Linked DNA regions of Mus musculus: region 1 is linked to region 2. Evidence: chromatin contacts called from ENCODE Hi-C or POLR2A ChIA-PET data. All regions are on one chromosome and are shown on one strand. The core of a region is the stretch at or near the end of the contact, and the rest is flanking DNA. Distances in the headings are between cores, read along the strand shown.

Evidence for each region. A loop is a pair of places that touch in the nucleus more often than their neighbours do. ChIA-PET counts read pairs that join two places held with the same protein, here RNA polymerase II (POLR2A).
Region 1: a loop to region 2 is called in a map of heart, with 1.9 times the contacts of the local background. The contact joins the enhancer-like site here to the promoter of Vsir in region 2. A Hi-C loop is called at or near these places in 21 of 37 maps with a recorded cell type or tissue (CH12.LX, Patski, T-helper 1 cell and 7 more). POLR2A ChIA-PET finds 5 or more read pairs at or near these places in 1 of 5 experiments (Patski).

The regions. Positions count from the first base shown.
Region 1 is chr10:60,386,600-60,390,811 of GRCm38, reverse strand. Cdh23 (cadherin 23 (otocadherin)) reads left to right here. Exons shown (of 71, transcript NM_023370.3): 32 at 3,749-3,884. It also overlaps a transcript of Vsir not described here. Among named protein-coding and RNA genes, the nearest start is that of Gm17455, 11 kb to the left of the region's middle. Within about 2 kb of position 1,396, at least 1 of the 3 ENCODE cell types and tissues checked has a DNase peak (open chromatin) inside an H3K27ac peak, as active enhancers do; it is heart, where a contact is called at or near this core.
Region 2 is chr10:60,345,302-60,349,711 of GRCm38, reverse strand. It overlaps Vsir (V-set immunoregulatory receptor), which reads right to left and starts at 2,861. Exons shown (of 7, transcript NM_028732.4): 1 at 2,609-2,861. The coding sequence starts at 2,690. All of the region lies in intron 39 of Cdh23 (cadherin 23 (otocadherin)), which reads left to right.

The sequences.
Region 1 (4,212 bases), core at 147-2,646, 43 kb before region 2:
GGTATGTACCAGGAAGTCGCCACAGTAGCTTCCCATTGTGACAGGCTCTTATTCACATGCTAATGAGCACCGTGGGGCCTGCCTGTGTCTTTCCCCTCAGTAAACTCACATCTGGTCACAAGAATGGCTGGTATCAGTGAGGTTCAGGCTGGACCCCTGGACTTCAGGCATCCTAACCACAGCCCTCTCTGTGTCCCCTCCCCTCCCCTCCCCCACCCACCTGTTTCTCAAGAGCCCGATCACTCTGCTATGTGCCATTTTTAGCCACCAACCTTGTTGTTAAACCGAGTTCTTTGCAACATCCCAGGGTGTAAAACAGATCAAAGGCAGACTGTGTACAACCTTAAGGTGAGGCACCCCAGTCACAGCCTTGGGCCCCTTTTATATGCTCCTGCCCTCAAGACCCTGAGGAAAAAGAAATTTGACCCAATTCTGAGGAAGGCCCTGCGTTACCCCCATTCTACAGATGAGGAGACTGAGGCAGAGAGGAATCAACCAACTTGATAAGGGTCCCATTATGGTATGGGTAGAGCCAGGCTTCACCCCAGGCAGGTGGTCCAGACTATTCTCTTACCTCTACACTATATGATTCCTGGACCACCATGCCCAAGGAGGGTTCTTGGCACCCTGACAAGCACTACATACCCAAAGAGTAACTTTAAGAATTCAGGTGTTGTCCCCTGGCATGGAGATTCGATGGCCCCTGCAGTTTAGAGCATCTGTTCTCCTAAGAGAGTCAGGAGAGCTGGGGCGCTTTCTGATAGCAATGTGAGGATGCTAGTTTTGCCCAGTAAGCTGCAATTTCTACTTTAACAGCTAGCAACAGTCCCCATGAAGTCCAGGAAGTAAGGAGGGAAACCTTCCTTCTGGATGCTGGGCATCTCTGTGTGTACATGCCCACATGCACAGTGTATACACGCAACTGCCCTCTTATCCCTGTTGGAGGGTCGGGCAGCCCTGTGCAGACACTCGGGACAGAAGGCATTCTGGCTCTGAGGCACCTGGCAGCATCCTCCTGTTCAGCAAGAGTTCAGCTGGCCTGTACTTCCTGTTCAGCTGTGTCTCTCAGGTTCACAAACCACACCATCTTTCCTCCTCTCTCTACTGCCGAAAGCAGCCAGAAGTGTTGAAAGCCTGGCCACATTGTGGCAAGCTACACTCCGCCCCTCTCCCGTTCCTCTTACACTATCAGACTGACAGCTTCTTCCCCGATGTCCCCCAGAAGGCAAGGTCATTAGAACAAGCAAACTCCGGAAAGGGAAGGCTTGCCGTTTTAAAAGATGGATAGTTAATATCTGTTTACACAGAGTTCCCGAAATTCACCCATGCCAATTCCCCTCACAGTCACCACACCCAGGATCTTCTGCAACAAACTGTGGGTGAAGCCAAATTTAGAAGGCTCCCACTACAGCTGCAGACTGAGGTGGACCCTGTCGTTTGCATAGTAGATTCTCGATGTCCGGACCTGAAAGGTGCTGGCGTGACAGGGCTGTGGAACCTCAGGGCAGTGGAGTGGTGAGCTCTCTGTGAGCCTCCCTGGCCACCACATCCATCTTCTCCCCTGGCTTTGCCACTCTTCCCACCCTTAGTCATCCAGTAAATTCCCTGATAACCTAGAGGGTTGTGTGTGTGTGTGTGGTATGTGTGTGTGTGTCTAATGTGTCTGTGGTGTGTGGTAGGGGGGTTGTATATGTAGTATGTGTGGTATGTGTGTGTGGTGTGCATATGGGGGTGTTTGTGTGTGTTATATGTATATGTGTGGTATATGGTAGTATTTGTGTGTTGTGTGTGTATATGTATATGTGGTGTGTTTGTGTGTGTCTGTAGTGTGTATGGTGTATGTGTGTATATGTGCATGGTATGTGTGTGTGTCTAGTGTGTCTGTGGTATGTGGTATGTGGTGAGAGGTTCTATATGTGGTTCATGTGTGGTATGTGTGTGTAAATGTGTGTGGTGTTTATATGGGAGGTGTTTGTGTGGTGTGTGTGTATATGTGTGTGTGTATATGTGTGTGTGTGTGTGTGTGTGTGTGTGTGTGTGTGTTAGGATAACCCCAGAGGCAGCTACATATGTGTGTGCATGGTATGTGGTCTATGTAGGTGTGTATGTAGTGTGTGTGTGTGTGTGTGTGTGTGTGTGTGTGTGTGAGCACATGCGCATGTGTGTGTAACCCCAGAGACAGCTATGGATATAGGCAAAGTGCCAAAGGCAGGTTCTCTGAGGCTGTCTTGCCCTCCTTCCCCTTTCTGTCCTGTCCTTGCCACTGACAGCTGTGACCTGTGCTGTGCACACTGAGCTACCCCACCCCACTTCCTCCCTTCTCCATCCTGCTTCATGGTAATGCTTCCCTGGCTCTAGGGAGCCAGAAGGATGTCTTATACTGGGGCCAGCTCATCCCCAGCACGAAGCCTAAGCATGGATAGATAGGGAGCCAGGAGACACCAGCCCTCCTTGTCCCTGTGAGATCTTGGGGAAAATTACTTCTCTTTTCTGAGACTCTTTTCCCAGTCTCTTAAAGGAGGCAGAGCCTGGGGTTTCTGGTAGCTTGTGTGTCTTTTCCCTCCATTCTGGTCTTCCAGGCAACAAGATTCAGGTCTACAGCAAACTCTCTGGGTATTCCCATATATGGGGAGAAAAGAGGGGCTCTCCTTGTTTGCAGACACAGCTCTCCATAAAAACCCTTTGAACCGTAGCATTTTTCTACATCTGACACATGTTCTTTAAAGGGAAGTTTCAAAGATGGAGAAAAGCAATGGGAACATCACACACACACACACACACACACACACACACACACACACACACACACACACACAATCACACAATTCTAGTAGGGTCCCCAGAAAGCAATTCCAGGGCAAGGATTGTCATGAAAGTCATTAATAAGGTTCCCCAGGAAAGTGATAGAGGGTGACCAGGAAACCCTGTGGGTTGGGGGATTACCCTCTGTTTCATTGGGAGCCCTGGAAGGAGTCGGGGATCAGTGCCCCACCCAGTTGTCTGCTATGGTGCAGTGGCAGTCTTTAAAGGGCTGTTGTGTGAGGGTCACAGGGTCCAAAGCACAACCACTTCTGTTCTTGTTACCATCATGGTTTTTTGTTGAGTCTCTCCTAAATAAATGTATTTTGGTCTTTGGGTGGAATTAGTTTTCTACTGATGAGGCAAAATGCCATGACCATGACAACTTATAAAAGCAAGCATTTCATCTAAAGGCTAATGATTCCAAGAGGCTAGAATCTTTGAACATCATAATTGGGAGTCTGGCAGTAGGCAGGCATGGCACTAGAGCAGAAGCTGATCAGAGAAAGAGAGAGAGAGAGAGAGAAAGAACACACTAGAACCCCCCCCCCCCCAGTAACATACCTCCAACAAGGCCATACCTCCTAATCCTTCCCAAACAGTTCCACCAACTGGGGACTAAGTATTCAAATATACAAAGCCTATGGAGGCTGTTCTCATTCAAACCATCACACTCACTGGTGGTTTGAATATTTTGTCTTCCTAACCACCTCAGGAGCAGTGTAACATGAACCATTAGTGGCATTACTATTTCATTCTGGAGAAACTTGACCACCCCAAAAGTGCCACTGGTAGTCACTGGTTCCTACAGGTCGGTGCAGGACCAAAAAGGTTTCTGAACAGCAGCCTTAAGCCAGGTCCTGTGTGAGGGGCCAGATTCAATGGGAGAATAGGCAAGACTAGGCCCTCCAAAGGGAACAGGGGCCATAACCCTGGCATGTCTCTGCAGGTGATCGTGTATGTGGAAGATGTCAACGATGAGGCCCCTGTATTCACACAGCAGCAGTACAACCGCCTGGGCCTTCGAGAGACAGCAGGCATTGGCACCTCAGTCATCGTTGTCCGAGCCACTGACAAAGACACTGGTAAGGCAGGGGGTGGGGGGAGTCAGGGATGCCACTTCTCAGAGTGACCCTCCTATCGCCAGGGGCCCTGCCATACTTAGATCTTCCATGCAGCCAACACCCAGGCTCAGGAGGGCCTCCTTGCTTGCCGTTAACTCCATACAGATGCCCAGGCCCCAGAGGATTAGTCAGGGAAGTCATCCAACCTCTGATGGCCAGAAGAGAGTGAAAATGTTTGCACACCCAGATCAGTCATCCTGGGATCTAGCAGCACAATGCTAGCCTTTTGCAAGGACAGGAAAAGATCATGGACCCGTGTCATAATGCTAGCCTAGACCTAAGCCTCCAG
Region 2 (4,410 bases), core at 1,612-4,111:
AACCATGAAACAGTTACGCTGGAGTGGAGGAAGCACCTGGGGTGCAGATAGATATACACCAGACTCCTTGCTTAAACACCAGGAAGGCCATGGTCCAAAAGACTCTCCAAAAGAATCCATAAGTATGAGAAGCCAGTGCTAACTTCTGGCAAGGCCACTGGTCCTGGGCAACAGTTGCTTTTGAGCCTAGGACCTCAAGTTTAATACAGCAGGCTCAGTCAGTACCAATAGTCCACATGGGCCCTGTGAATCCTCTGTTTTTCCTGCTTAGACCTACGATCCCGTATCCTGAACTTACAGAGGTGACTCCTTTAGCTTTTCTGTGGTTCCTCTTCCCTAGATCCACAGCAGCCTTGCAGCCTCCCAGCTCCGCCCTCCTTCATGTTTCTGGCCCCTGGGCATCCCAAGACAGCCAGCTCTACCCTCAGGCTGCTGGGTGGGGCTTAAGGATTTCCTAAGCGCTGACCACTACCGGAGCAGAGGCTTTCAGCACGGAGTTTACTCAATAGGGCCTTGCAGGCTTGTTTACCATGAAGGGGAAGACAGCTGCCCCTCTCTGGAACACCAGTGCTCCCATGTGAATGGGCCTCCTGGGTCAGACTAAGGACAGGCAGGGTAGTAACTTCCTCAAATCTTAGGGACACTTGTGGGGAAGAGGTTCTGTACCCCTTGGGGTCTGGGGCACCTGGTTCCAAAGGTAACCCCTGCCCCGCCCCCCATCAGTCCCTGTCAGGCCAGGAAAGGAGTGTCTTCCATGTACTCCAAGTGCCTCCTAAGCTCTGACTGTTTGAAGTCCCCCCAGATACCCCCTCCCCGTCTCACCCTGCCCCAAACACAATTCTTTTCAAGGTAACCCAGCCCCAATGCTGATGGGGGGGGGGGGGGATTCAGCCCCCAGGCCTCCTGACCAGGTCTGCTACAGGAAAGAGAAGGAAGACTTAAAGTATATGAGTTATGACTTAAAGTATAGCCAATGTTGAGGTCAGAGCAGCTCCAGGCTAAAAGTTTCCTCTTGTTTCTTTCCTGAAAGCCTCCTAGATCCCTGATTACCTCCCTGGGAGCTGAAGGGAGGCGGCCTTCAGCTCACCAATCAGCTGGAGTCAGCAAATGCAGTAGGCTGCGAAATCTCTTGGGGGGTGAGGGAGCCCAGCTCCCCCCAGAACCTCTCTGCTGCTGCTGGAAGTTCTGCAAGCTGCTGACCCTCTGCCCTGAAGCTCTAGGACTTAGTTTCCCAAATTGAGGCTGCTGACCAGAAAGCTTCCCATTCTAGTTAGGGTAGGGAAGAGGCAAGGAAAGGGGCCTAGTGGAGTCACCCGGGAGGAGGATAGTAGCCTGAGGTAGATGCCATACTGGCCTTCCTGCCTGCCACTGTCCTCCGTTCTTAGAAGCTATGCCCCTGATGAGCCTTGGGGTTGGGAGTGAAACATCCCCCGCCTGTATCGCCACCCCATCCCTGCCACAGGCTCTCTCCTGTGGTGAGGAAAGGCAGGCCAGGGCTTCAGTCTTCTGTCTATAGGGTGTGGGTGCCTTCTTTCTTATCAGAAGTCCAGGCCAGCCTCCCAGTATTGATAAAGAGTTAGTTCCCTGTCTCTCCTCCCTTTCAACCCCTTAACCCCTCTTCCTTCTTTTCTGATGCAGCTATTGGCTCCCTCTGCGGAGCTGAGCATTCCATCTCTGTCCTGACAATGGTGACTCCCTCTGGACCCTTCCTCTCCCCTGCCTTGCAGAAGCCACCCGTGCCCTGGGTTCTGAGCAGGGAAGTATCAGGCAGGCCATCTCAGGGGACCCACCTGTCTACTGTTTGGGCAACTATCAGGGTATCCTCCCCTTTTTCTTTGAGATCTTCACCGAATAAACAAAGATTGGGCTCTAGGGAGCCCCTGTGTCCCGGAACAATGTACAGATTGTGAGTCTGGACTTTGGAAGTGACATCTCCCTGTGTGGGGCTTCTGTGTCCCTGCCGAGGAGTTATCCAAGCTGGTTGCTGGGCTCAGGGGAGTGTCCCTCGTGTCTTTCTTACTCATCCAAATCAACTCCTCAGCTGTAATAAGGTTAAATGACAGAAGCCCACTGATCACTCAAACGGGTCCTTAGACTTTCAGTACAGAGCAGGTGACAAGCATGCTCAGATTCGGGAGTGTCCATCAAGACTCACACACAAGTGTCAAGGGGGATAGAATACCAGGGTCACAGCACCACACCCCCTAAGTCCTCTTAGACTCTGTTGCCAGAAGTCAGGGAGATGCCCCAGGTGTCAAAATGCACTCAGCAACCGCCATAGGACGGGGTGATTCTCCTCCGGCCCATCTCCTGCCTTGCAGAAGTTCTTCATGGCCCCTGCTCTGGACTCTCGGGTCAGGGAAGTGTCTGGCAGGCAGTCCCCAAGGGACACCCGTGCCTGCTGTTTTGGCAGCTGTTAGCAATTAAAGATGTGCCTGATGAAGGATGGAGACACCACTGCACCCTGCTGGGCTGTCCCAGCGGAGCAGCGGTAAGGTGAAGGTTACCGCAGGCTGAGGGGATTCAGGGCACTCCCATCCTGCCCCCTACACTACCGGGCTGTACTCCCTAGAGCTCTCGCTAGCACCCCACCGCCTGTTGATCTTACCTCTGGATGCAGCCAGGAAAATAGCAAGGAGCAGGGTTCCCCAGCGCGGGCTGCTGGCCTCTGGGACCGCGGGGACACCCATGTCGCCGTCGAGCCGGGCAAGAGCAGAAAGAGACTGCTGGAGTGCGCTTGGAGCAAGCGGGACTCCAGGAGCCCAGGGAGCCGGCTGTACACGCCGCTCGCTCGCTAGAGTGAATGCTGAGCCCAAGGCGAGGCAGGCGGCCGAGCAAGCTCCCCGCCCAGCAGCGCCCCCGAGGGGCGGCGGGCGGTACGGCGTCTCCAGAGCCCAGGGATGGGGGTGGGGAAGGGCTGGAGTTGCTGATAGAAGTGGCAAGTGTCCAACCAGCCACTTCCCCCTGTAAGTCCCGGTGCTTTTTAGAGATCGTGAGGGCCGTGCATACTAAAGTGTGGACCCTAGTCTAACCCAGCTTGCCTTGCGGTTCTCCTAGTCTGGAGGCAGGACTTTGGCTCCCTGTTCTCCAGCAGCCCAGGGTAGATGGGTGGGCGGGTAGGTGGATAAGTAAGGGAAATCTACGATGACTTTAGCAAGTGGGAGGGAGTTTGGCTCATTCTGCGCTTGTGTGCCCTGCAGCTGATACACCTGGTACAGTTATGTCCACCGGCTAACACACCTGAAACACGCGCAGGGCATGCACAAGCCCAGAACTTCCCAACCTCAGGACACGCTCCTGCATCTGTTGGTGTGCCCCATGGAACCTTCTCAGCCTCTTTCCCCCAGGGCTTTATCTATGGCTGGGCTGTTATTCATAGGCTCCCTTGATTCTGTCTTGCTGGTAGTTTGTTTTCAACATACTTGTGTGGAGTTTTGTTTCTGTGGGGTTTGTATTGTTTTGTTTGGGCGGAGTTTTGTTTGTGGTTTTTGAGGGGTTAGCTTTCTGAGACAGGATGCTGCCTTGTAGCTCAGGCTGCCCTCAAGACTCTTCTACCTCGCCTAATGCATGCTGGGATTGCAGGGATGCACCACCATGGCCCCTCTACAAACTCACTCCCATGCTGTCCTCCGGGCCCTCATAGGTATCTACACTCATCCTTGTACTTGCGATCACTTAGAGCTTGCTCCACTCTGTTCTTTCCTGGCCTGACCTTGGAGCCCCCTCCCCAACCCCTCCTGTCAGTGCTTCCTTCAGCCACAAGACCAGATCTGAGCTAGGAACCAGTAAATTCCTTACCTGAGTTCCCCTGCCCTACTGAGTTTTGAGGACCATGGCCTCCCACCGGTGTGTGTGTGTGTGTGTGTGTGTGTGTGTGTTTTGTATATATATATATATATATATATATATATATATATATATATATATATATACACATGAGAACACCAATGAGAACACCAGAAGATATATGTGTGTGTATACACACATTGTGTGTGTACTCATGTGTGTACACGTGTACATGTGTGTATGCATGAGAACCCTAGATTTTATAGATATAGATATAGTGTGTGTATGCTCATGTGTTTACGTGTGTACATTTATCTATGCATGAGAACATATATATATATGTTTACATATATACATATGTGTGTATACTGTGTGTGTGCTCATGTGTGTACATGTGTGTGTGTGTGTGTGTGTGTGTGTGTGTGTGTTTATGTGTGTTCCATCATCTCAGACTAGCCTTGACCTTCCTGTGTAACGGGAATAGTCTTGAACCTCTAATTCTTCTACCTCTGCCTACTGAGTGCTGGGATTATAGTGGATACCACCATACCCAGCTTCCCCAGTGTTGAGTCAGACATGGGGACTCAGACATTCTAGGCAAGTACTCTGCCAGCTGAGGGGTAC